3 separate regions of the Mus musculus genome follow, and all the other regions are linked to region 1. A link is a loop called in an ENCODE intact Hi-C map of the cell type or tissue named here. Cell type or tissue: heart. All regions are shown on one strand. Each heading gives the region's core, and the rest is flanking DNA. Links, peaks and the distances in the headings are about the cores only.

Region 1 (8,555 bases), core at 2,308-7,307:
AGCAGACCTTGGGCGCTGGCTCTGCAACCAGCCCCACAACACCCAGAGGAAGTTCAGCTGCCAGGTGATCTAACACGCACAGGATCACAGAAATCACACCAGGATTTCAGGATTCCAGAGGCAGCTTGACTCCCAAGAGCTATGACATACACAGGATCTCAGGATCCCAGGATCCCAGAGTCACAGGAACACAGAGACAGTTGAACTCTGAAGAGTTCTGACACAACCAGGGTGACAGAAGGGACAGGTTCCAGTTAAAGATAGCAAGGGCAGGGAGCACTAGAGATAACCAGATGGTGAGAGGAAAGCCAAAGAACATAAGCACATTGAGAGCAATCATTGTAAAGTATGTGCCCTTAAAATGGTAGTTCTTAATCTGTGGATAGAGATCCCTTTGGGGATCAAATGATCCTTTCACAGGGATGTCCTATGACCATAGGAAATATCAGATATTTCCATTCCCGTTCACAAAAGTAGCAAAATTACAGTTATGAAGTTGTAAAAAAAAATGTGGTTGGGGTTACCACAACATGAGCAAGTGCATTAGGAAGGTTGAAAACCACTGCTCAAAATGCTCTTGGAGTTACACTGTATGTCATTGACCAAGATAGAGGTAAGCCACATGGTTGCTATTTAAAATAGCTATTTGTTTGATAGATCTGTTTTGTTTTGGTTGGTTGGTTTTGGTTTTTTGAGACAGGGTTTCTCTATGTAGCTCTGGCTGTCCTGGAACTCACTCTGTAGACCAGGATGGCCTTGAACTCAGAAATCCACCTGCCTCTGCCTCCCAAGTGCTGGGATTAAAGGCATGTGCCACCACCGCCCGGTGATAGATACATTTTTTAAGCAATAGTTGAATCCAAGTTTCATATACAGCATATTCAAAACAAAAGTTGAATCACACATTGTATTAGTCAGGGTTCTCTAGAGTCACAGAATTTACGGATAGTCTCTAGATAGTAAAGGAATTTATTGATGACTTACAGTCGGCAGCCCAAATCCCAACAATTGTTCAGTCGCAGCTGTGAATGGAAGTCCAAGGATCTAGCAGTTACTCAGTCTCACGCAGCAAGCAGGCGAAGGAGCAAGAGCAAGAGCTAGACTCCCTTCTTCCAATGTCCTTATATTGTCTCCAGCAGAAGGTGTAGCCCAGATTAAAGGTGTGTTCCACCACACCTTTAATCCCAGATGAAAGGCGTAGCCCAGATTAAAGGTGTGTTCCTTAAATTCGGAGATTCAATCTTCTGGAATCCATAGCCACTATGGCTCGAGATCTTCAAACCAAGATCCAGATAAGGATCTCCAAGCCTCCAGATAAGGGTCACTGGTGAGCCTTCCAATTCCGGATTGTAGTTCATTCCAAATATTGTCAAGTTGACAACCAGGAATAGCCACTACACACATATAGAATGTTGTAGCACATTAAGAGTAACAATGTGTAGATTTTTTTTTTTTTTACCTATAAGACTTTTGTTATAGGTTTAAGTTAAATTTTGTTACAGATTTTTTTTTAACCCTGTCCAATGAACTTACAAATCTTGAGGTAGTATATAGCATGGTTTTAAAAGACTTTTTTTCAGAGTAGAGAAATTGTAGAGATAAAAGATTTTTTTTTTTAAAGATTTATTTATTTTTATTGTATATATAAGTACACTGAGCTGTCTTCAGACACTCCAGAAGAGGGAGTCAGATCTCGTTACGGATGGTTGTGAGCCACCATGTGGTTGCTGGGATTTGAACTTCGGACCTTCGGAAGAGCAATCGGGTGCTCTTACCCACTGAGCCATCTCACCAGCCCCGAGATAAAAGATTTTTAAGACTAGAAAGTAGAAACACTTTGGAGATAAGAGACTTTTGGAAGGGTAGCAAAAGAACATTTAGATGTAAAAGATTTGGAAATTATTTGTTTATGCAATGGTAGAGGTTGTTACCATAAAAGATAATATAGAAATGAAGTATGCCAATCTTTTGTTATGGAGCTGTACCAAGGCCAAGCCATTTACAGTAAGACTGTGCGACCTTAATAAAACCTGAGTCTGGGGTGCAAACTAAAAAGGGTCATAAATGGAACTCCAAAGTGGAGGAAAGCTTCAAAAGGGAGCTGAGAGACAGTACAGTGGCTCAGACTGGCTTTAAGATTTGCAGGATTCCAGGCAGGTCCTAAGGGGAGACTGACTAGAGAAAGCTCTAAGAAGGAACTATGCACAAAGAGAAGTCTTAATGACACAAATTTCAATCCCAGGTGTCCCAGAGCAGATGAAAGACTTGCTTGAGATAAATGTCCCAGATTGCAGAGAAGAAATGTCCCTTTCCATGTGATTGGCAACCCCAGACAGGTTAGAGAAAATTGCTGGCACATTGGTGCAGATTTTGTAGTAATAGCAGACGAAGCTGGCAGCTACAGGGGGACATTTATCAAGTAGAGGAGAAAAGGGGGGAAAGAGAGATGACTACATGGGTATAGTTGCCCACATAGACATGGTAGCTCTAAGAGCCAGAGAGACACTTACCAAGTAGTTGAGAATAGTTGAATAGATAAGAATCAAGACTCTAGAATTTATAGCCAAAATGGGTAGGTGGCAAAAGTCAGCAGAAAGAAATTATCCCTACAGACCTTAAGAGATTCAAATAGTCAGCATAATTTAGAGAGACCAGCTACCTTTAAAAGAAACTAATTTGTGTTATTTCTGTGGTGGTTTCTGCACCGGATGAAAAACAAATGAGAACATGACTATGTTGAAGGATATTTAATCATACTGTGTGTACCTTGAGATTATGTGATTTACTGGAAATTTTTTGTTGTGGTGGTGGTGGTGTGGCTCAGTCTTAGCACATACTTTTAATGCAAGAGCTTTCTGTCTGAGTAGTGTAAACAGGATTAAATAAAGTCAAGAGTTAGAGAAAGCAACCACTTGACAAGAAATGACTATAGAATTATTGAGAAAAGAACCAAAGAGAGTAAGAGTATGTCAGAAGGATGGATAGAGAGACACACAGGAAGTAAGAAGGAAGAAAATTCAGTTTAAAAAAGATTTTTTTTAAGGTGGGCATTTTTTAAGGGGTATTCCTTCTGGGACATTGGCTGAGGAGGAAGGTCAACTGGGTACTTTCTCTGCCTCGCAGAGCTAGCAGGCTTTCTTCCCAGCATCTGGTTCCCAAGTCTTCATAGGAAAAATCAAACAACATGACTGCCCCAAGGTATGTTTTGAAGAGGAGGTTTATTGTAGATATGAGGGAGAGAATAGCCAGAAACATCTGGAAGTGTTTATACTGAACATGGCCAACAGACAGAGCTTGGCTTTGGGGGGTTGGGAGGGGGTAAGAGAGAAGAGAGGGATGCAAGTGTACCAAGAAAGAGCCAGGAGTAGAACCAGATAGGAGCCAATAGGCCAAGAGACCCAGTGTCCAAAATAGCTATGTTATATGGAGATCAATAAGTCGGGAAGGGAAGAAGCAGAAAGTTAGTCCCTGAGATGGAAAGGTTTAGGGGAAGGGGAGAGGTGAGCAGTGCTGGGAGGAGCAACAGGTACTGAGTAATGTTGCAGAGAGCTGCAAGTATTTGCATTGATGTTTTAGTAGGCACTTCAGTCAGTGATTTGTCCCTCTTTCTTTGAGGCCTAACAATGTGGAGTTGAGTAAATACTACAAATTAAAAACAATACTGTTACTGTTTTTTTGTCATGAGTCAATCTCATAATAGGGATATAATTATTGTCTTTAATTTTTCTGCCATTTAAACTTTACTTTGAAATATCTTTCCTGAAGTAGATCCAGTTTCTTCTGTTTTAGAGTTTCTACTCTTTCTGGTTTTTTAGATTATATTATAATTTACTCATTGCATTTCCTACCTCCAAACCCTCTCCTATACCCATCGTCCTTGCTCTTTCAAATTCATCACCTCTTTTATTATTAATTGTACATACATACATTAATACAAATTGTACAATGTTTCTTGTATTTAAGTGTTTTCAGGCTGATCATTCATTGTTGGATAAACAATTGGCGTGCTCTTCCCTGGAGAAAAGTATTTCTCTTGCTCTCAGAATTCCTTATTTGCATATTGTTCTTTGTGTAGGGTTTAGACGTTCTCGACTCTTTGCCTGACCACACAAACACAACCGTTTTCATTGTCTTTGTTCAGTTCAGTATAGGCAGTCACACTAGAGAGACTTTATGGGTGTGGCTTCTGATGTTCCCAGGAGACACAATTCACAGTAAACTTCCGTTTCTCCACCTCCATTTTCTCTGCAGTGTTCTAAGCCTGAGGTATAGGAGTTGTGCTGTAGATGTCAGTTGAGACTGAACTCTACAGCTCTGCATTTCGATTGGTGTGGTTTACACAGGTAAGTTCCCTTAAGACTACAGTTATTTGTGAGTATAAGATCAAATGTTTAGCATTTAGTAACGTGATAGTTGTAGGTCCTATTCCAACGATTACTATTCACCCAAATAAAGCAGCCAAATTTTCTGTTTCAAGCAGCAGTTTACAGACATTTGGCGGAGAAAGGGTCAACAAAGAATTTGAGTCCCGAAGGGGGTTGTGGTAGCCCCAGGGACTCATGGGAAATGTAGTACTATTGTCTGCAACATGGCGGCGTCCGGTTGAAAGGGTGTCAGAGCATAGGTGGTCAGGCTGCACCGGGGAAGGCTGGCGATTGACAAAGCAGCTGGGAGGTGAACATTTCTGGTGAGGAGAGAGAAAAGTGTACGCCACCTGATTGGGGCCTGGGGATATGGAGGATCGCAAATCCTGGCTTACTCCTTTCAGCTCCCTGTCTGCTCTGTCCTGACCAGCATGGGCCGACTCAGACCGCGAAGAGTGCAGTTTATGGGTTGGGGAGGTAAGGCCGTTGGGAACCCTGGTAGGATCTAATGTCCTTATGTTTGGCATATGATGGATGCCTAGCGGTGTCTGTATTAGCTGCCATAGGGGTTGAAGACCAACCCTTGCTTTTAGTCGTTTTTCAGCAAGCATCAATTCTGTGAAGCACGGATATGCAAGGCACTCTTGGCCCACATCTGCCTTATATTTTTTTCTTGATCAGTCCTTCTGCTTCTGGGGTCAAGTAGTGTCAGACTGTGGTTTTGATGATTTCGTTTAACGTTTGTCTCTAGCTGTTTAGCAGGTACCCAAGATTGTAGACGAGAGTTTCTGACTCCAACACATGCAGATAATTGGGATACTCACTCGGTGGGTGTTACGGAAATCGCTGAAGATGGCTGCCAAAATTAGAATTACGGAGTTTAATAGCTAAAATGGCAAATTCTGCTTAGGTTTATTTAAATATGTATATTTAATGAGTCGCTACTACATATCACATCCTGTTTAAGTGCTGTGTACTACCCGGTGAATAATACAGACAAAATCACTACTTCATGTACTTAACTTTCTATTCACTTACAGAAGATAACAAACAATGAGTGTAAGAAAAAATAGAGTGTGTAATTCAGAAACGGTAATTTTTTTCTAAGTCTTAATGTTTAACTCTGCTTTCTTTTTAAATAGATAATGTAATTTGGATAGCTTATTAATTCAAAAGACATGTATCACCTGCATGTGTATCTATATACCACCTACATGCCAGAAGAAGGAGTGAGATCTGGAACTGGAGTTGTGAATGGTTTGAATTACTATGTGGGTGCTAGGACTTGAACCCGGGTCCTCTGGAAGAGCAGCTAGTACATATAACCAGAGTCATCTCTCTAGCCACAGCTCTATTTTCTAACTCAGACACGGATACAGTACAGTTGGTACTTGGGGTACTATCCAACAAGATATATTGAGAGTTTACTAGTAGCAGAGCCTTTATTTCTTTGTTCTCGTCTTACCAACAGAGAATTTGCTCAGACTGAAGGCAACTGAACAACTAACTGCGATGGCTAGTATCCTATTTAATAGTGACCTTACTCCTGTCACATGCCAGGTGCATCCAAGCAGCTGTGCACTGACCCGATCCCTGTTCTTCACATCTGAGTAATCAGCCAAGGCCTATTGATCCTGTGGGAACTTTGTTCTCATCCTTGCCCTCCTCTCCTCCCCTCCCCTCCCCTCCCCTCCCCTCCCCTCTCCTTTCCTTTCCTTTCCTTCTATGCCTCCAGTAGAAACTAGGTTAACATTTCTGCTTGCTACAGGTGGATTAGTGCAGGTCTTCTCATTCTGAATTGTCCTATCATCATTTACAATTAACCTGCTTTACTGACTGTACCTCTTAACTTGTTTGCTAAGAAACTGAAGTAATGCCATTTTCCTACTGTCAAACTACTAGAGTTTTGACTGTGCCTTAGTTGGGTTTTTTTGTTGTTTTTTTGTTTTTTGTTTGTTTGTTTGTTTGTTTTTTGAGACAGGGTTTCTCTGTGTAGCCCTGGTTGTCCTGGAACTCACTCTGTAGACCAGGCTGGCCTCGAACCCAGAAATTCACTTGCCTCTGCCTCCCAAGTGCTGGGATTAAAGGCGTGCACCACCACACCGGGCTTGCCTTAGTTGTTTTGAAACATAATTTTATTTGTTTATTTTGTTTGTTTACTTTGAGGTATGCAGCTTTATTCTAGAGGGTCAGTAAACATATGCTACTCAAAAAATTTTATGCCAGCTGGATATGATGCTGCACATTTGTATTCCTAGCATACAAAGGCTGAGACAGGATAAACATTATGAGTTTGAGGTCACCTAGGTCTTCATAGTAAGAAACTGCCTGAATAAACAAAACATAAGCATATATTGGATATGTGGGTATATACCCACTTCAAAGGTAGATATCAGAAATGCAAGGTTATCCTCTGCCTTGTCACAATCTGGAGACCAGCCTGGGAGATACATGGCTCCCTCTTTCAAAACAAAACAACAAGAAAGTGGGGAGGGGGAACCCTTCAAATTATGTCTGTATTTCACTATTGTTGGACATTATCGTTTTTCCTTTTTCCTTTTTTTTGTTTCAATTATCTCTCTGAATACCTTCTTTTAAAATGACTATTTGTTCTGTTCCTTCTAATTTGAAGTTTTACAAACTTTTTCAGTAACATTGTTTTTGTGTTTTGGTCTCTAGTTATGCCACAAAACCCAGTAATACTGTTAAATACTATTAGCAGTTAATTATATGGAGATATGTCATAACTTTTCATTGTTAGGTATGTGCTTGTTTTGCTCATCTCACAAGTTCCCACAAAGCCACGTGCCATGTTACACTTGTATGGTTAGAGCACTGAGACTATCATAGGCATACATGCTCACTTGGTTACCATTCACTCCTTCTTTCCATATGTTTCCTGGGCACATACTATATGCTGGCATTCCTACTTTGCCAGAGTTTACATCATGATGGAAAACTTAAGCTAACAGATGAATTGTTATGCATGTTGTGTTAAATTCTGAAGTATTTTTACATTTTTATTTGTTTTCCATTTTCTAGATTTTTGGAAAGGAAACTAAAGTTTCTTTCTTTTTTTTTTTTCTTTACGTAACACAGAAAATTTTATAAAGTATAGAATGTATGAATAATAATTGTTCCTTCAAGACTTTTAAAACATATTTTTTATATATTTTACTTACAGTATTACTATGAATATCAATCATAAAGGTGTTTTGAAACTCACTAAAATGGAAAAGAAGTTCTTAAGGAAACAGAGTAAAGCCAGGCATGTGTTGCTGAAACATGAAGGCATCCAAGCAGTGTCTTATCCCACTCAGGTGACCTTAAATTGTTATTATCATTTGAATGTGGCTGTACCAGTATGTTAATATATTATGGGGTTTTTTTTGTTGTTTCTTTTTTCATAATTTATTTACTTTACATCCCAGTCCCAGCCCTCCCACATTTGCCCAGTACCATCACTACATCCCCATTCCTCCCTACTCCCGTTTTACTCAGAAAAGGGCAGCCCTCCACCCCATGGGTACCAACCCACTTAGGCAAATGAGATTGGAGTAGGACTAGGTACATCCTCTCTCACTGAGGCCAGACAAGGCAGCCTAGCTAAGGGAAAGGGACCCAAAGGCAGGCAATGGTGTCAGAGACAGCCCTGGCTTCAATTTTTAGGAGATACACATAAAGATCAAGCTTTACATCTGCTAACTATGTGTAGGTGGCCTACATCTATCCCATGCATGCTCTTTGGTTGGTGGTTCAGTCTCTGTGAGCCCCTATATGTCTAGGTTAGTTGACTCTGTAGATCTTGTGTTATCCTTGACCCTCGGTCCCATCCCTCACTTTCCCATAAGACTACCCGGGCTCCACCTAATGTTAGGCCGTGGATCCCTAAATCTGTTTCCATTAGCTGCTAGATGAAGCTCTTCAGAAGACAATTATGCTAGGCTCCATTCTGCAAGCATAGCAGAGTATCATTTATAGGGTCAATGGTTAGCTCCCTACCGTGGGTATTATGTTAATATACTTTAGGATAGCTCAAAGCTGTAATTGTTATGTATTGCACCCATATTAAATATACATTGTGGCAGGATGTGCTAGTTTTCCATTTATATGGTAGCCTAGTCTGTAGTTTGAATTCCTTTCACTAGTGGAAGTTGAACTAGAGCAGTGGTTCTCAATCTGTAGGTCAAA
Region 2 (8,555 bases), core at 2,182-7,181, 68 kb after region 1:
GGCAAGGATGTGGAGAAAGAGGAACACTCCTCCATTCCTGGTGAGATTGCAAGCTGTTACAACTACTCTGGGAATCAGTCTGGTGGTTCCTCAGAAAATTGGACATAGTATTACCTGAGGACCCAACTATACCACTCCTGGGCATATACTCAGAAGATGCTCTAACTTGTAATAAGGGCACATGCTCCACTATGTTAGTAGGACCCTTATTTATAATACCTGCTAATTATTTTAATTCTTATGTTTAAATTACCATTTTGTTTGGATAAAATGGCTCTTTGGAGTTTTCCCTACAATTTCCATGTAGGGTGTCATCACCTAGAATGATGTTTCTCACAATGTGGTGGCTCAGTACCTGAATGTTCACCTGGCCCTTTCCAATTGAGGACCAATTTTTAGGTCTGTCTAGGTACAGGAGCTTCACTGTTTTGGGCTGGAATTCAGGTGTTTGCATTTGACAGCCATCTGAGGTGATTTTATGTACTCTAATGGAGAACTAGGATTTGGTTCTGTTCTCTTTTTAAACCCACACCAAACACCATTATAGGAGTAGTAAGAAAGTCCAAGCTTAGGAAACAAAAAACAAACAAACAAACAAACAACAAAAAAGTTAGTAACAGTGTGATGTTAGGGAAAGACACTTTCATACATTGTCTGATCCATCATTTTTTCAACTTGGTAATGACAAAGTCTTTTTTATACAGTGAATAAGAAAGTAAGAGATGAAGCCGGGCATAGTGGAGCATGCCTTTAATCCCAGCAATCGGGAGGCAGAGGTAGGTGGATTTCTGAGTTCGAGGCCAGTCTGGTCTACAAAGTGAGTTCCAAGACAGCCAGGGCTATACAGAGAGAAACCCTTTCTCAAAAAAACCCCCACAACAACAACAACAACAAAAAACAAAAACAAAAAAAAGAGATGAGATTTATAGAATACTTTAACTTTAAGTGAATACATAATTGTTGTGATGATTAGAAATTATGCATGTGAAACAAAGTGGTATAGGAATTATAAACTTTGGATTACATATTGGATATATGTGAACTCAGTGATGATCAGTGTTTACAAGAGTCAGAAGGGAAGAGAATATTTCCCATGATTTTACTCATAAATGATAATGAAAATGTTTACCATGGTGACATCTCTACCTTAACCTTTTATTTTTAAAATTCATCTGGACACTGATCTAATGGGGACCACAAATGGTGGTGGTTATTTGTAGGCAAAACAGCATCTGAATACAAACTACTTTGGTGCTCCACTAAAGAGAATTCATGATATGTTCTGTCTTAGTTAGGGTTTTACTGCTGTGAACAGACACCATGACCAAGGCAAGTCTTATAAAAAACATTTAATTGGGGCTGGCTTACAGGTTCAGAGGTTCAGTCCATTATCATCAAGGTGGGAGCATGGCAGCATCCAGGCTGTCATGTCTCAGGCAGAGCTGAGAGTTCTATGTCTTCATCCAAAAGCTGCTAGTGGAAGACTGACTTCCAGGCAACTGGGGTGAGAGTTTTAAGCCCACACCCACAGTGACACACCTATTCCAACCAGGTCACACCTATTCCATCAAGGCCACACCTCCAGATGGTGCCACTCCCTGGTCCAAGAATATACAAACCATCACGTGTTCTAATGCTTAAAAACCCACTGATAAATACTTTCCTTATTTCTTACATGATTTTTAACGAAAATGCAATGATTGTAGAAGGCTTTTATACCATAAAGATTGGAGAGAAAAGGAGTATTTTAGCATGGTGTTTTTCTTAGTCAGGGTTTCTATTCCTGGACAAAACATCATGACCAAGAAGCAAGTTGGGGAGGAAAGGGTTTATTCAGCTTACACTTCCATACTGCTCTTCATCACCAAGGAAGTCAGGACTGGAACTCAAGCAGGTCATGAAGCAGGAGCTGATGCAGAGGCCATGGAGGGATATTCTTTACTGGCTTGCTTCTCCTGGCTTGCTCAGCCTGCTTTCTTATAAATCCAAGACTACCAGCCCAGAGATGGCACCACCCAAAAGGGGCCCTCCCCACTTGATCACTAATTGAGAAAATGCCTTACAGTTGGATCTCATGGAGGTGTTTCCCCAACTGAAGCTCCTTTCTCTGTGATAACTCCAGCCTGTGTGTGTCAAGTTGATACACAAACCCAGCCAGTACAGTGTTCTATTTCCTTTCTAGTGCTGTGACAAAGACAATGGCCAAAAGCAACTAATAGGAGGAAAGGATTCATCTGCTTTACACTTTCAGGTCATAGTCCATCACTGAAGAAAGTAGGGCATGACCTTAAAGCAGAAAACATAGAGGGATGTTGCTTGTTTGCTTAATGGCTCACTTGCTCATACTTGTTATATAATGTGAGACCACCTGGATAAAGAATGGTGACACTCAAAGTGGACTGCTTTTTCCTACATCAAATAACAGCCAATGTAGCTCTCCCCAACTCATGCCCACAGGTCAAAGTGATCTGGACAATCTCTCAATCAAGGCCTAAGATGACTCTAGGCTATATTAATTTGACAAAGGTGAATAGGATATACAATTAAGTCATTGACTTGGAGATAATACCAGTGTCTCATAATTGTTGCCCTTGATTTACACTTAGCATATAGTTTCAAACCCCCACATGCTTTGGCTCATTGTATTCTCACAGAAGTTGGAACATACAGTGTTAACCACATTACAGTTAAAAAACCAAATGCAGCAGATAATTTAAAGTGGCATGACTAAATAAATGGCAGAGTTATTTAGTCTGGCAAATCTTGATTTTGAACCTGTGCACTTAATGCCTCACTAATATTTCTGAAATCATCACAGATTCAGGGGCTGGGAACAGAATTTCAAATCTCTGTTACTGGGTACAGCTTATTGTCAGAAAAGACTCTTGGTCTTTTTTGGTTCTTATCTTACCCTTAAAGGCAGCCAACTACATATTGAAGAGGAGTTGAAATAGGATTACTCTTAGAGTGGTTATGTGATTACTGATCTAAACTGTGACTCTTTCTGAAGCTAAATAAGGGACAGTCGATAATCACCAGGGAAACTGATATAAATATATAAAATGATTGTCTTATGTGAACTAGAACATATAGTTGGGATGACATAGGTCATCCTCATAGGGTATGTTTCAGTCTCAAAGAAAGACACTGTGTCTGTGTCTGTCTGTCTGTCTGCCTGACTCTTCTTTCTCTGGTGAAATAATTGCATGTTCTATATACATTGCATGTTGATTTATGCATTTTACCATGCATTATTGTTTTCACACACTATATGCCTTTATTTTATGGTCAGTTTTGTGGATAATCTTTATTGATCTTGACAGTTGCCTTATACATGATGATGAAATTTAACCTAATCTCTTCAAAATGTTTTTTCATGTGAATAATTATTTTCAAACAAGATGTCTAATTTGGTAAGGATTATGAATCTATTAAAAACGTTTTGATTAATTGATTTTTCTTTCATGTAGATGAGTGTTTTGTCTCTATGTAAGTACACCATATGCAAACAGTACCCACAGAGACCAGAAGAGTACATCTCACCCACTGGAACTGAAGTTACACATGACAGGGGCCTGTCATGTAGGTGCCAGAAACCCAAAGTGGGACCTCCACATGAGTAGTACTTTTACTGAGCCATCTCTTCATCCTCAGACAATTTTTAAAAGCACAGTGAAAGGCTAACTGATATGCATGACACATTCCTAGACTCACTAGAAGGCCAGATTTCAGCATGTCTGCACCTAGACTGTCCTCACAGAGGACATTTTAGTGTCTAGCAGGGCTTAGGCCTTACCTGTGGTTTTCTTTACACAGATGGAGCAGAGCAGGCCCTGTAGAATGAATGTGGATACAGTCTGCTCCTCACTATTAGCCAGGGTATGACTGTCTACTCTACCTTAGATATAACAATATCAGTCCGTCCTCTCATCACCATTGTATCTTTGGATGAGAAGATAAGAGAGAAAGAAACAAAATCTGGTTATTAGTTTCTTGATATTTTTATTTCTTTTGACTCTTTTTGGTACAAGGACTCATGAGTATTGCTTCTCAACAACAACAACAACAACAACAACAACAACAACAACAAAAGAAATTTCAAAGCTCTCCCTACGGAGAAGCAAGGTTTTCGAAAATCATCAGTGCGTTTAGCCTTCAATATTTCATGGCAAGTCTTTTTGAGTGCCTTTGGTAATGCGTGGGCAGGTATATTAGCCCTTCCTATCAACTCTGAATTGGCTGGTTATCCTTGCTTCAGATGCACAAACTGGAGTGCTGCCTCACAAACATAATGAATCAAATAAAGGGGTTGTAACCATTCAAGTTTGTCATCTTAAATTTGCTGAGTTGATATGGGCAAAAGGAGATAGAAATGGCTTATTTCAACTTTCCTGTTTCTATCCTAGTGGGCGAATCAAATGAAGCACAGATGGGGCTAGTCTTTTGATACAGAGACTTAATTATGCAAGATGCAATAAATACAACAGAGGTCACTGTTTTTTCTTTATGAGAGATAACCACACAACCAAGGCATCTTTCTTCTGGGTGATGAGGACTCTTCCTGCACCCAGGCTTGTGCAACACCAAGTCTTGACCTCCAAATAATTAAGAATTATTTATTTATTTATTTATTTATTTATTTAATGAGTGTTATGTCATCATGTAGTTGCAATGCCTGTGGAGGCCAGAAGAGGGAGATCTCCTGGAAATGGAGCTAGAGATGGTTTTGATGATCCCTGTGAGTTCCTGGATGTGGCCTTAGGTCCTTTGCAAGAACAGTTAGCACCTAAATCACTGACCCATCTCTCTACCCCAGTTTTAAATATATTTCAAGACACCCATCAAAGAAAAATACTGAACTTTTTTTTTTAATTACTTATTTTACTTATATGAGTACATTGTCACTGTTTTCAGACACACCAGAAGAGGGCGTTCAATCCCATTACAGAGGGTTGTGAGCCACCACGTGGTTCCTGGGAATTGAACTCAGGACATCTGGAAGAGCAGTCAGTGCTCTTAACCACTGAGTCATCTCTCCAGCCCCTATACTGATTCTTAAGAGCAATTTTTGTTTTTCCCTTTTCCCCCCACGTTCTGACTTTCTGATCAGGTTCCCTTCAGGTTGATGCACAGTCACAGGAAGTCAGGCAAGAAGGGGGAAGTAAGTAACTTCTAGCTTACTGGAGTGTTTTAAGAGTCCTATTGAGAAATGAGTTAATATATCGCAGGGCTCATAATAACGCATGTTTATATTAACTCAGCGCTTAGCGAACCTAGTACATCTGAAAGATCAACTCTCCAGCAGGCTACAAGTTTCCGCTGAACCTTTCACAGGCGAAACATTCGGAACTGCGCCTGCTCTGTTGGCATAGTAACGCCCCTTCCCTACTATTTTGAAATGCAGATTCGGTTTCTAAATTACGACAGTCGTAAACCGAGGTTTCCCGACGGCGTCCTTGCTTTTCGACGGCAACAACTATGGAGGCGTTTAGTGTAAGATTTGAAAGTGCTAGCAGTATCGAAGAGCGAAAAGAACAGACCCGTAATGCCAGGGCCGAGGTGTTACGCCAGGTATCCCGGCTTTGGAGAATTTTCTTTCTTCCTTTTTAAAACTGGGGTTGTACTAAGGGCTTCTGCATGCTAGGTAATCGCTTTCCGAGATTTAGTTCTTGAAATACTTTCGTTTTATAAATCTTACGGTTTCGGAATGTTATTTAAAAGTTGTAGGACTTGAGAATCCTGGGAGATAGTCCACTCACTTCTCTCGTTACTTCGGTATCTCACCTTGTCTGATTTTGGTCTTTTTCCAATGCAGTTGTCTTCTAAACGCTCGGACCGGCTCCATTTGCTATTTCTCTCCGCAAAAAGATTGATTGGTTTCCTTCCAGTTTCCTTAGTTTTTAAGCACTCTTGATATTTCAGCCGCCTGGATTGCTCAGTTTCTGTGTCCAGTGTCACATCCGAGGACTCTTCTTACCAGTTAATTCGAAGCATGAGTCATTGCCCCGGCTTATTGGAAGTAGGACACATTTGAATACGTTGGTGTTTCCTCCACGTTTTCCTTTCAACTCCAGGCTTAGGCCAGCCTTTACTGATTGAAACACTGTTTTAGCATAAGAGACTCAGAATATGTGCTCCCCGACCCCAGGTTTTGGAAACAGAATTCTCATTAACATTGAAATGTATGGAGTTTATAAAAACGGAAGAAGTAAATTATTGAACAGTTATTGACAGTTATTCCTGATTAATTGTGACAGTGAAAAAGATGAATTTGTAGTTGAACAACGGAATGTTCCGTGACTATGTTTTGGGTTTTTTGTTTTATGATAAAAGAATTTTAAATAAGTTTAAATGCATATAGAGAGTAGAAAATAAATAGGAAGAATGAGTAATGCCTTCCTTCAGTCACATTTTAAGGGGATGGGTGGGCAGTTAGTCTTGGTCAGATAAAGCATCATGAATATTGGCTGATTTCAAAATAGATATAATGAATAATCATAATGACTGTCTGTTTGATATTTCAAACAGTTTTTGGAAGAAACTCTTTGTCAGCTGTGAAGAATTTTAGACAAATCTACATACAGTTTGATAAGGACCAAAGTCAGCTTAGGAATTTTGACAGATGGATGAGAAAGCAGAAGAAACTTCTTGCATTGTATTACTATTGTTGACTGCTGACTAGAAATTAGCCATATGGTTCTTTCTTTTTAAGAGGATAACTTTTCTGAGTCAATTGTATTGGCACTGTCTATTTTGAAGGCATGGAAAAAGGTCAGATTTATAACTTTTGGGAAAGTCTAAAGAACTAGCCACAGTGACAATGAAGGTTAAAGTGATTCCAAATCCTATTTGAGACAGAGAGAAAAGAGGATATATGTTAGTCTTGTACTGAATACTGTGTGTGATTTGTACCCAAATTTAGTGAAGATTGGTAGTCCCAAAGGAAAGCTATTAATAACTTCCTTTTATTAATCATTTTGTTTATCTTTCAAATGTTATTCCCCTTCCCAGTCTCCTCTTCACAAATCCTTCCACCCTTCCTCCTCCCTTTTGCCTCTAAGAGGGTACTTCCCCTTCCACCACCCACTCCTGTCTCAGTCCTCTAGCATCCACTTTCTCTAGGGTATCAAGCCTCCACAGCACCAAGCACCTCCCCTCCCATTGATGCCAGATGAGGCAATAATCCTCTGCTACATATGTAGGGGGAGCCATGGACTCTTTGGTTGGTAGTTTAGTTCCTGGGAACTCTGGTTAAATTGATACTGTTATTCTTTCTATGGGGTTGCAATCCTCTTCAGCTCCTTTACCCCTAACTCTTCCATTAGGATCCCCAGGCTCAGTTCAATGGTTAGCTGTGAGTATCTGCATCTCTCTTAGTCAGGTGCTGGCAAAGCCCCTCAGAGCTATACCAGGCTCCTGTCTGCAAACACATCTTGGCTTCAGCAATAGTAAGGGGGGTGGGGAGTGTGTTGGTGTCTGTGGATGGAATGGATCCCACAGTGGGGAGGTCTCTGGATGGCCTTTTCTTCAGCCTCTGCTCCATTTTTGTCCTGGCATTTCCTTTAGATAGGGACAATTATGAGTTAAATTTTTTTAGATGGGGTAGGGGTTGGCCCCATCCCTCCCATGGGGGCCATGTCTATCTACTGGAGATGATCTCTTCAGGTTCTATCTTCCTACTGTTGGCTATTTTGGCAAATGTCATCCCCATTGGGTCCTGGGAGTCTCTCGAATTCCTGGTGTTGAGGACTTTCTAGTACTTCCCCAAGTTCCCCACCCCCACTGGTACTTATTTCTATTCCTTCTCCTGGGCCTATGGACTTCTCTCCTATCTCCTGTCTCTTCCAATACCTGGTACTGCCTCCGCTGGCCCCTCCTTTCCTTCCCCGCCCCTTTCCCACCCAGAACCCTCCTTTCCTCTGCCTCCCGTGATTATTTTGTTCCTCCTTCTAAGTGGGTTTGATGCATACACGCTATGCCCTTCCTTCTTGTTAAGCTTAATATGATCTGTGGGTTGTATCATGGGTATTCTGAGTATTTCAGTTAGTATCCACTTACCAATGAGTACATACCATGTATGTTCTTTTGGGTCTGGTTACCTCACTCAGGATTATATTTTCTAGTTCCATCCATTTGCCTACAAAGTTCGTAGTTGTCATTTTAATAGCTGGGCAGTATTCCATTGTGTTAATGTACCTTATTTTCTGTATCTATTCTTCCGTTGAGGGACATCTGGGTTGTTTCCAGCTTCTGGCTATTATAAATAAGGCTGCTGTGAACATAGTGGAACATATGTCCTTGTTATAGTGTTGGAGCATCTTTTGGGTATATGCCCAGGATTGGTGTAGCTGGGTCTTCAGGTAGAGCTATTTCCAATTTTCTGAGGAACCATCAGATTAATTTCTAAAGTGGTACTAGCTTGCAATCTCACCAGCAATGGAGGAGTGTTTGTTCCTCTTTCTCCACATCCTTGCCAGCATCTGCTGTCACCTTCATTTTTTATCTTGGCTATGCTGATTTGTGTCAGGTGGAATCTCAGGGTCATTTTGATTTTC
Region 3 (8,555 bases), core at 1,715-6,714, 970 kb after region 1:
GGTACAGAACTAAACAAAAAAGTTTTCAACCGAGGAATATCAAATGGCTGAGAAGCACCTAAAGAAATGTTCAACATGCTTAGCCATCAGGGAAATGTAAATCAAAACAACCCTGAGATTCCACCTCACACCAGTCAGAATGGCTAAGACCAATGTGTGGGTGCTTTGGCCTTTCTTAGAAGGGGGAACAAAATACTTACAGGAGAAAATATGGAGATAAAGTGTGGAGCAGAGAGAGAAGGAAAGGCCATTCAGAGACTGCCCCACCTGGACATCCATTCCATATACAGTCACAAAACCCAGACACTATTGTGGATACCAAGAAGTCCTTGCCTGATATAGCTTTCTCCTGAGAGGCTCTCTCAGAGACTGAGAAATACAAAGGTGGATGCTCACAGCCAACCATTGGACTGGGCATTAGGTCCCCAATGGAGGAGCTAAAGAAAGGACTGAAGGAGCTGAAGGGGTTTACAACCCCATAGGAAGAACAACAGTATCAACCAAGCAGCCCCACCAGAGCTCCTAGGGAACTAAACCACCACCAGAGTACCCATGTCTCCAACTGCAATATGTAGCAGAGGATTGCCTTGTGAAGGCAAGATGCCTTAGTGTCGGGGAATGCCAGGGTGGGGAGGCAGGAGTGGGTGGGTGGGTGGGTGAGAGAACACCTTCATAGAAGCAGGGGACGGGATAGGGTGTTTCCTTGGGGAAACCGGGAAAGGGGATAACATTTGAAATGTAAATAGAGAAAATATACCATGAAAAGAAGGAGAAGAAGAAGAAGAAGAGGAGAAGGAGGAGGAGGAGCAGCAGGAGGAGGAGGAGGAAGAAGAGGAAGAGGAGGAAGGAAGGAAGGAAGGGAGGGAGGGAGGGAAGGAAGGAAGGAAGGAAGAAAGGAAGATTGGGCTGTAGGCAAGCCTATAGGGCATTTTCATTAGTAATTGATGTAAGATGGTCCAACTCATTGTGTTTGCTGGGTTCTGAGTTCTACAAGAAAGTGGGCTAAGCAAGCCAGTAGGCAACACCTCTCCATGGCATCTGTAGTAGCTCCTGGCTCCAAGTTTGTACTCTGCCTGAGTTCTACTCCTGATTTCATTTAGCATGGACTAAGTGGAAGTGTGAACCAAATAAACTCTTTTCTCCCCAAATGGCTTTTTATCATAGCAATAGTAACCCTAACTAGGACAGACAGTAACATTTAGAAAACACAAATCCCAACTGCTTTTATTATACCAGGCTGGATTCCAATTCACAGAGATCCCAAATACTGAAACTGAATGCAGGCACCATTATGTCTTGAAAGATAGTTTTAATGATCAGATTTTAATTACTAATTAAAAGGAATTGAATTACTTTCAAAGAAAGTTACACAAGCTCACAATGGATATGTACTCTACACTGTTGACATTCTTATAAATTTCAGGAACAATCTAGATTATTCGCACATACGTGAATAAATATGGAATGTCTTAGCTATAATAATTATAATAAATTCCTTACCTCAAAGGCCCATTCTTTTTCTTCTTCCCCATCCAAAATCAAACAGGTTTCCTTATAAACCTGACCAATGTCCATGTTTAATGGAGATACATCAAATTCAAGCCGCTGCATTTCAAATCCCAATCCAACTCCAATGGCTTTTATGAAGCTTTCTTTCAGTGCCTAGAGAGAAAAAGGGACATTTTCTCTTAGAGGATTCAATAGCTAAAACTTTTTATAACATTAATAGATATAGTACATTTTGATTTCTATGTTTGTTACAGCTATAAAGTTGTAATTGTTTTATTTTGCTCATTGTAATAGCACCGAAAACAATCTTAGTAGCAGTCTGTGTAAATTATTCAAGATCTCTCAAGTGTAAACTGTAATGACCAAACAATGCCATCCTCAAAGGGTTGCTAAGAGAATTAACTAAATTATAAGAACTGTGATGTGACATTTTCTGTTAAATAAGGTTCATGTGTTTCTATAGAGTTATATAGATTTTTTAAAAAAATCCCAAAGTTCTCAAGAATCTGTCCATTTGTATCAAGCACTATATGGTATTAGCAGTAACTACAAATCTTTCACTCTTATTTCTAGTGAATATAATGGAATAATTATAGAATTACAAAGGAATTGTACCCAGTGCCGGTAAAACATATCCAGCTGAGTCCATTCATCATTAAAACTTCTGATTGTTTCCCACTCCTTTTTGGTAAACTTTCTTTTCATGATATGAAAGAATTCTGGAATTGAACCACGACCTGCCAAATCAGCGAATACAGAATTAAAAATTTATTCTATTAAAAATAAACATAAAAACAAAACTTAAAAAGCTGTTGTATGACTGAAACTACTGAGGACTACCCAAACAGGAAAGGCAACTTATTCAGAAAACAATCCTAAGTGAGGGTACAATGTAGCTCAGTAGTAGAGTGCTTGCGTGGAATGTGCAAGGCCCTGCATAGCCAGGCGTGGTGGCACACGCCTTCAATCCCAGTACTTGGGAGGGAGAGGCAGACGGATTTCTGAGTTCGAGGACAGCCTGGTCTACAAAGTGAGTTCCAGGACAGCCAGGGCTATACAGAGAAACCTTGTCTCAAAAAAAAAAAAAAAAAAAAAAAAAAAACAAAACAAAACCCAAAACAACAACAACCCAAAATTCCTATTACTATAAATAAACAAAAACAACAAAAGAAACCCTGCCTCAAAAGACCAAAAAAACAACAACAAAAAAACCAAAATTCCTATTAGTATAAACCAACAAAAACAAAAGAAATACTTTTCTATTGATTGTTAATTTTGATATAAATTAGAAATTAAAAGAATAACTCAAGATAACAAGCATGTGTTAGCCTAAAAGAACCAGTTTAATAAGAATTTGTGAAATTAGGAGTTAAATAATTAAGCAGAAAAACCCTAGCTTCTGAAACATGTTCCAAAAACCTGAATAGTTGACAGTCAAACTTGTTCTAAATTTTAAACATCTAAAAGAAAATGTCATACATAAGTATGACAACATATATTTCAGAAATTCATACTAATGTTATATTTTGACCCTTCAACACTACTAAAGGGAAAAAGAAAACAACTGTTGTATAATATTTTGTAACTAGAAGGTAGTTCAACAATGTATACTGCTTACTTGAAATGACTACTGTAAAAGCAAAATCAATATATACATCTAGACACTCAAGGAGATCTGGAACACAACAGACTGTACTCTTTTGTACTATTTAGAACTTCTGCAGTAACCACATACCTCGCCTAGAGTAAGTCAGAGAAGGAAACATTAAAAACCAGTTCTTGTGCAAAAATGTTTAGGACTCTCCCAAGTTCCAACTTCAATAGTCAAGTCTCGAAACAGGCCCTCCTTCCTTAACCCAGAAATCTGGAGGACTTGAGATCACAACTATGGCTCTATGACCTTGAGAATGGTATAACAAGAGACTATGACCATTTGGGGGCATGCATCCTTTTAGTGATCCAAAGCTCATTTTCACTTTACTGAGAATTACTGGATGCCTCTCAATAATAACTGATTCATTCGCTGTTTCTGGCATCTAGTCTTAAAAAAGTGAAAGGGCTAAGAAAATGGTTCAATGAGTAGTTTGCTAAGGAAGTACAGATCTGAGCTTAGATTACCCAGCACCTGTAAAAGGTACAGAAGCTGCCAGTATCTATAACCTAATACTGTCAGAAAGGGTATTTGTCAGGGCACGGTTGGGAGGTGAAACTGATCCCCAGAGCTCACTGACCAGCATTCTGATTCAGTGAGAGATTATGTCACAAACATTAAAAAAGGTATTAGTGACAAGAGGAAACTGATGAAAACTTTTGGCCTCCAAATTTACAAACCCATACAACCCACATCCACAAAATTTAAAAGATAAATTCTTCTCAAGTAGACTCCGGCATAAGTAGCATATATGAAATAAAGAGGAAGAATATCTTAATTTGTATTTGGGATACTGGCAATAAAGAAATACTATAACTCATTACTTATGGCTGAAAAAAATACCAGTGTGTACACTTTCCTATATATTTAAGCACAAAATAAACAGCAGTCAATGGTGAATCTCTAAATACCTAACTAAAGGACAGCAGCACTACCCTGTGGTGTTATGGGGGAATGCATACTGGCCAAATATTCTATTTTACTCCATAGGAAATTAGAAGAAAAACGTTAGAAAATCCCAGTAGAAAAACAAATTTGTCTCTCAAAATACCAGCATCATTACTGGGCAGACACATAGGCAAATTCTTAATATTATTTATATATATTGATTTCTACTACAATATATGTAATCATCCTATAAAATATTAAGAACACAGGTATGTGTACGTATATATATACATATATGTATATATGTGTGTGTATGTATGTATATATATGTATGTATGTGTATGTATATATATATGTGTGTGTGTGTGTATATATATACACATACATATGAGAGGTATAGGACTGAAAAATGTGAATTGTCACTTAAGTGTTGAAATACTTGATCCTTCTTAAAGCTTAGTTACTAAAGAAGAATGTCAGCTACTAACTAAATGTTCTACATAATCAAAATCACATAACTGGTCTATTTTAAACATAATAAAACCCCATAACAAAATCACCAACAACCAACACATTTTGCTACTATTGTAGGCCTATAAACAAAACAGTCTATTATAGTACCAGAACTTCAAAGCCTATCTATATCATTCTAAAACAAGGTGTCCGGTACACATGTATTATAATAGCACTGTAGTGGCTATTCCTGGTTGTCAACTTGACTATATCTGGAATGAACTACAATCCAGAATTGGAAGGCTCACTAGTGATCCTAATCTGGAGGCTGGGAGATAGAAGTTTTTAACCTGGATCTTGGTTTGCAGATCTTGAAGCTTAGTGGCTATGGATTCCAGATTAAGACAGGGGAGATCTCCGAGTTCAAGGTCATCTGGGACACCTTTAAACCTTCTGCTGGAGACTACATATGGACATTGGAAGAAGGAAGGCTCTCTCTCCTTCGCCTGCTTGCCATTTGGGACTGAGCAACTGCTAGATCCTTGAACTTCCATTCACAGCTGCTACTGACCATTGTTGGGAATTGGACTGCAGACTGTAAGTCACCAATAAATTCCTTTACTATATAGAGACTACCCATAAGTTCTGTGACTCTAGAGAACCCTGACTAATAAAAGCATCTCAGTTAAAACTTACCATTCAGCTACAAAGAAAGCTCAAATGGTTAAGTGCTAACATTATATATATAATATATAGACCTGAGTTCAATGGTCGTCAGAACTTATGTAAAAAATACCAGCCCAGTAATACAAGTATACAGCCTTATAATTCCAGTGCTGGGGAGGAGGAAATATGTGGAACCCTAAGGCTCACAGGATCTAGCTAGTTTAGCTTAATCAGTAAGCTACAGGTTGAAAAGATCCTGTTTCAAGAGGTAGGTGGCATTTCTGAGAATGACAGCTGCTGTGGGGTGTCCTCTGGCCTCTATACATAATATCAGCACACATACATTTAAAAGCAAAGCAGTAAAATTATCCATTCTTCTCAAAGAATATGACTTATCAAGGGGAAGATGGAGGTAAGGAGGAGTTGAGCAACATCTAATTAAAGGAAATAAAATACTGTAACAGACAGAAAACAATGATCAAAGAAAACTAGAGAGAAATGAGAAATAGTAACATGCCTGAGAATAGAAAGTACAAAAGAACACAATAACAGTGTTATGTTTAGGAGTTTGAATTCTATTATATGTCTAATGAGAACCTATTTCACAACTTTAAAACTGTGTCCTTCTCAAAAGATCACTTAGCTCTACCTAGAGAACCAGTTAGGAGTATATAATACTTCAGAAGAAAGGGTATGAGAGGAGACAAGAAACAGGCTTTTCCACTCTTTAGTATATCCAGGCCTAATTTGCACCAACTACATTTAATTTATACTTATAATGCAATAGCTCCTCTAGAGAGCAATTCTGTTAACAAAATCTTTTGGGATGAAAGTCAATGTACTTCAGGATAGACTTGAACTCATAGTCTTGCTTCTGCTTCTACTTCCAAAGTGCTGGGAATACAGAAGCTTTTCAGTATACCTAATAACACTCATTTTAAATTACTTGAGTTAATTAAAATTAGAATTGTTTCTCAAAATATTTTAAAGTTATTTTTATTGTGGCAATTACTATCTAAAATATTTTATAATAGAAAAACAAATATGAAATTGCAAAATCATGCAAATAGAATTCTTACTATTTCCTGAACTTAAATATTTTTATACTGTTCATGGTTATTTTGTAAATACTGTTAAATTGAATCATTAAACTATACCTTTACTTCACCTAAAACTGTAAACATCTTTAACTGTAAATAAAGCTTAAGAAATGAGAAAAATACTTGATCAGAAATGTATACTACTGACAACTTGTGCTAAGATCCCACAGTTAAATCTATTGGGAAATGAACAGTACTTAGCCAACATGGCTAAGTAATATGGGAATTAACACTCCTATGTAATATTTCTTATGGACACACACACACAGAATGTGGGTAAGAGAATTGTCTCCTTCGATATGCTAATAACACTCCTCTATGCTGACTCTGTCTCAGGAATTGTCAATGTGTAGTACAGAGTAGGTTTCCCCTTCTATCAAAAATTATAACTTCATCATTCACCAAGACTGAAGAATATTCCTTGATGAACTACCTCACTTATTCTGGTCTAATAAATTGCCAGTGCAGCAAACAGGTATTTACTTCTCATCATCACTAAGAAAAGAAGCACCCAATCACAATTTGAAAATGAGTGGAATGGTAATGACACAACACTAGTGCCAACTGAATGGATCTCTTCCTCTGTGTTATTGGAACATAATAAGCTTTGAGCCAGTTAAACTATAAAAGGAAACGGTTATAATCAAAATTGATGGGTGTCAAAGGATTAATAAAGTATTAACAAGAGACAGAATCTTCAATATCTGCTTAATACTTTCCTACTATTTAAAACGTCAATTAATAATGACTTCCTTATTCAGTACTGACCACAGTCAACCCCTCACAAAATGGGTTGTAAAATCTGTTTATTTCCAGATAGGCACTAACTGTGCTATCTATCTTTTTTCTAAGTGTCTAATGGCCTCTCCACTAACTTCTAGTTACAGAAAAAGCTCCTATGAAGCTTCCCCAGAGCTACAAACCCATGTGGACTATTCACAAAAATAAGCCTGACTCCTCTACAGTAGCAGTTACTTTAGAACAAGCCTTCAACAATACCATTAAGTCCTTTCATTGGAGCTGTGCTTCAAAAAGGCTTCTTAAAAATTCATGCTGAAGCTTAATTGCCAATACAAGAGCACTGCAAGGCCATAGCGGGTACCACCTTCATTAATAAACTTATTATCCCAGTCCTCAAGGGTTTCCTTGAACTCAGAACAATGAGCTTAAAGAAGCTCATCTTTGTAATTCAGCCTCGCTTATTTTGTAACAAGAAAAAAACAAAAATACTTAGAAAAATGATGATACCTAAAGAAAATGTAGCTAACAATTTAAAGGGGTTAAAAGGTACAGTAATATAGAATCTACTGTCTCTATAGATAAAAGTTAAAGGAAATGCATCCTTTTTGGTTAAATGTTTTATCAGTAAATTAAGTACTGCCAGTAAACTTACAACTGCCTAATAGTTAAGATCTGAGACATAAAACACTTAATATGTCATAAAAGTGAACCATCACCTGGAAAACTAGTCTTCATGATATCAATGCCAACCTGTACCTCAGGTTCTGCAGCAAGAACTGCATAGTCCCCTTGGTGAGAGATGTTAAAGTTGAAATTGGGATATGGATTCAACGAGTCTTTCGCAAGAACCGGCTTTCCCTTTGAAGTTCTCTGCAGACGGATATGATCCCAAGGGATATTCAATTTCTCTGCAACTAATTTCCTTATCATCAAACGACCAGCCTGTTCAGACATAAAACACACGGTGTGTATTGCTATCTACTAATCGCATAAGTACACTGCTTAGAAAGTATATTTATGGCTTCTAAGTTTCAAAGTATAAACACATTCATTAGTAAACAGACGATTACTCCATAGGCCCCGCCTCCAATTTTAGGGTAAGGGTCTCCACAGGCAACCTCACAAGGGAAGACTAGATGTGAGTGACCCAGGCCTCCGGGATACGAAGGCTGAAGACGGTCGCACGCACTCCGGAGGCTCCGAGACCGCAACGCCACGAGCGCACGTGGGAGTCCGCAGCCCGGCCCGCCTCCCAAAAGTCGCAGGCCTCAAGTACCAAGGCTGCCTTGGCGTCGCGGGCAAACACGAACTTGCCGATGCGCTCCTTCTCCTCCGGCTGGATAGACCGCATCGCCAGAAGCCATTCGGCTCGACTTGGCAGCCAGGTACCGCAGGAGAATGCCCAACGAACGCCCTCCATGGATGGCACCACGCACAGCCTCTTAGCGGGGAACACCATACGACCGGCTCGGTCCGCTGATCCTCAAGCCAGGTAGAGCAGACGCTGACGTAGCCACGCCCCGTCGCTCCGGAGTCTGCGCAAAGGG

The links. Peaks named below come from ENCODE experiments on the same cell type or tissue, not always from the same donor. Only the 100,000 strongest peaks of a DNase experiment are listed, where the experiment ranks them.
Region 2: a loop joins it to region 1, with 10 times the contacts of the local background. A loop is called at or near these places in 6 of 42 quality-filtered maps.
Region 3: it touches region 1 in a loop (8-fold over the local background); 11 of 42 quality-filtered maps call a loop at or near these places.

Annotation. Positions count from the first base shown.
Region 1 is chr9:3,330,908-3,339,462 of GRCm38, forward strand. It overlaps Alkbh8 (alkB homolog 8, tRNA methyltransferase), which reads left to right and starts at 4,324. Exons shown (of 12, transcript NM_026303.1): 1 at 4,324-4,343; 2 at 7,549-7,684. The coding sequence starts at 7,556. In heart, for the core only: a CTCF peak has its summit at 4,597; a DNase peak (open chromatin) is centred at 4,584; H3K4me3 peaks cover 1,918 bases; H3K27ac peaks cover 1,394 bases.
Region 2 is chr9:3,398,620-3,407,174 of GRCm38, forward strand. Cwf19l2 (CWF19-like 2, cell cycle control (S. pombe)) reads left to right here and starts at 5,466. Exons shown (of 18, transcript NM_027545.2): 1 at 5,466-5,571. The coding sequence starts at 5,479. In heart, for the core only: CTCF peaks have their summits at 4,709 (motif pointing right) and 4,911 (motif pointing right); DNase peaks (open chromatin) are centred at 4,692 and 5,412; H3K4me3 peaks cover 1,736 bases; H3K27ac peaks cover 1,332 bases.
Region 3 is chr9:4,300,970-4,309,524 of GRCm38, forward strand. Aasdhppt (aminoadipate-semialdehyde dehydrogenase-phosphopantetheinyl transferase) reads right to left here and starts at 8,525. Exons shown (of 6, transcript NM_026276.3): 1 at 8,285-8,525; 2 at 7,725-7,950; 3 at 2,125-2,246; 4 at 1,501-1,662. The coding sequence starts at 8,467. In heart, for the core only: a CTCF peak has its summit at 4,099; no DNase peak of the experiment used is centred there.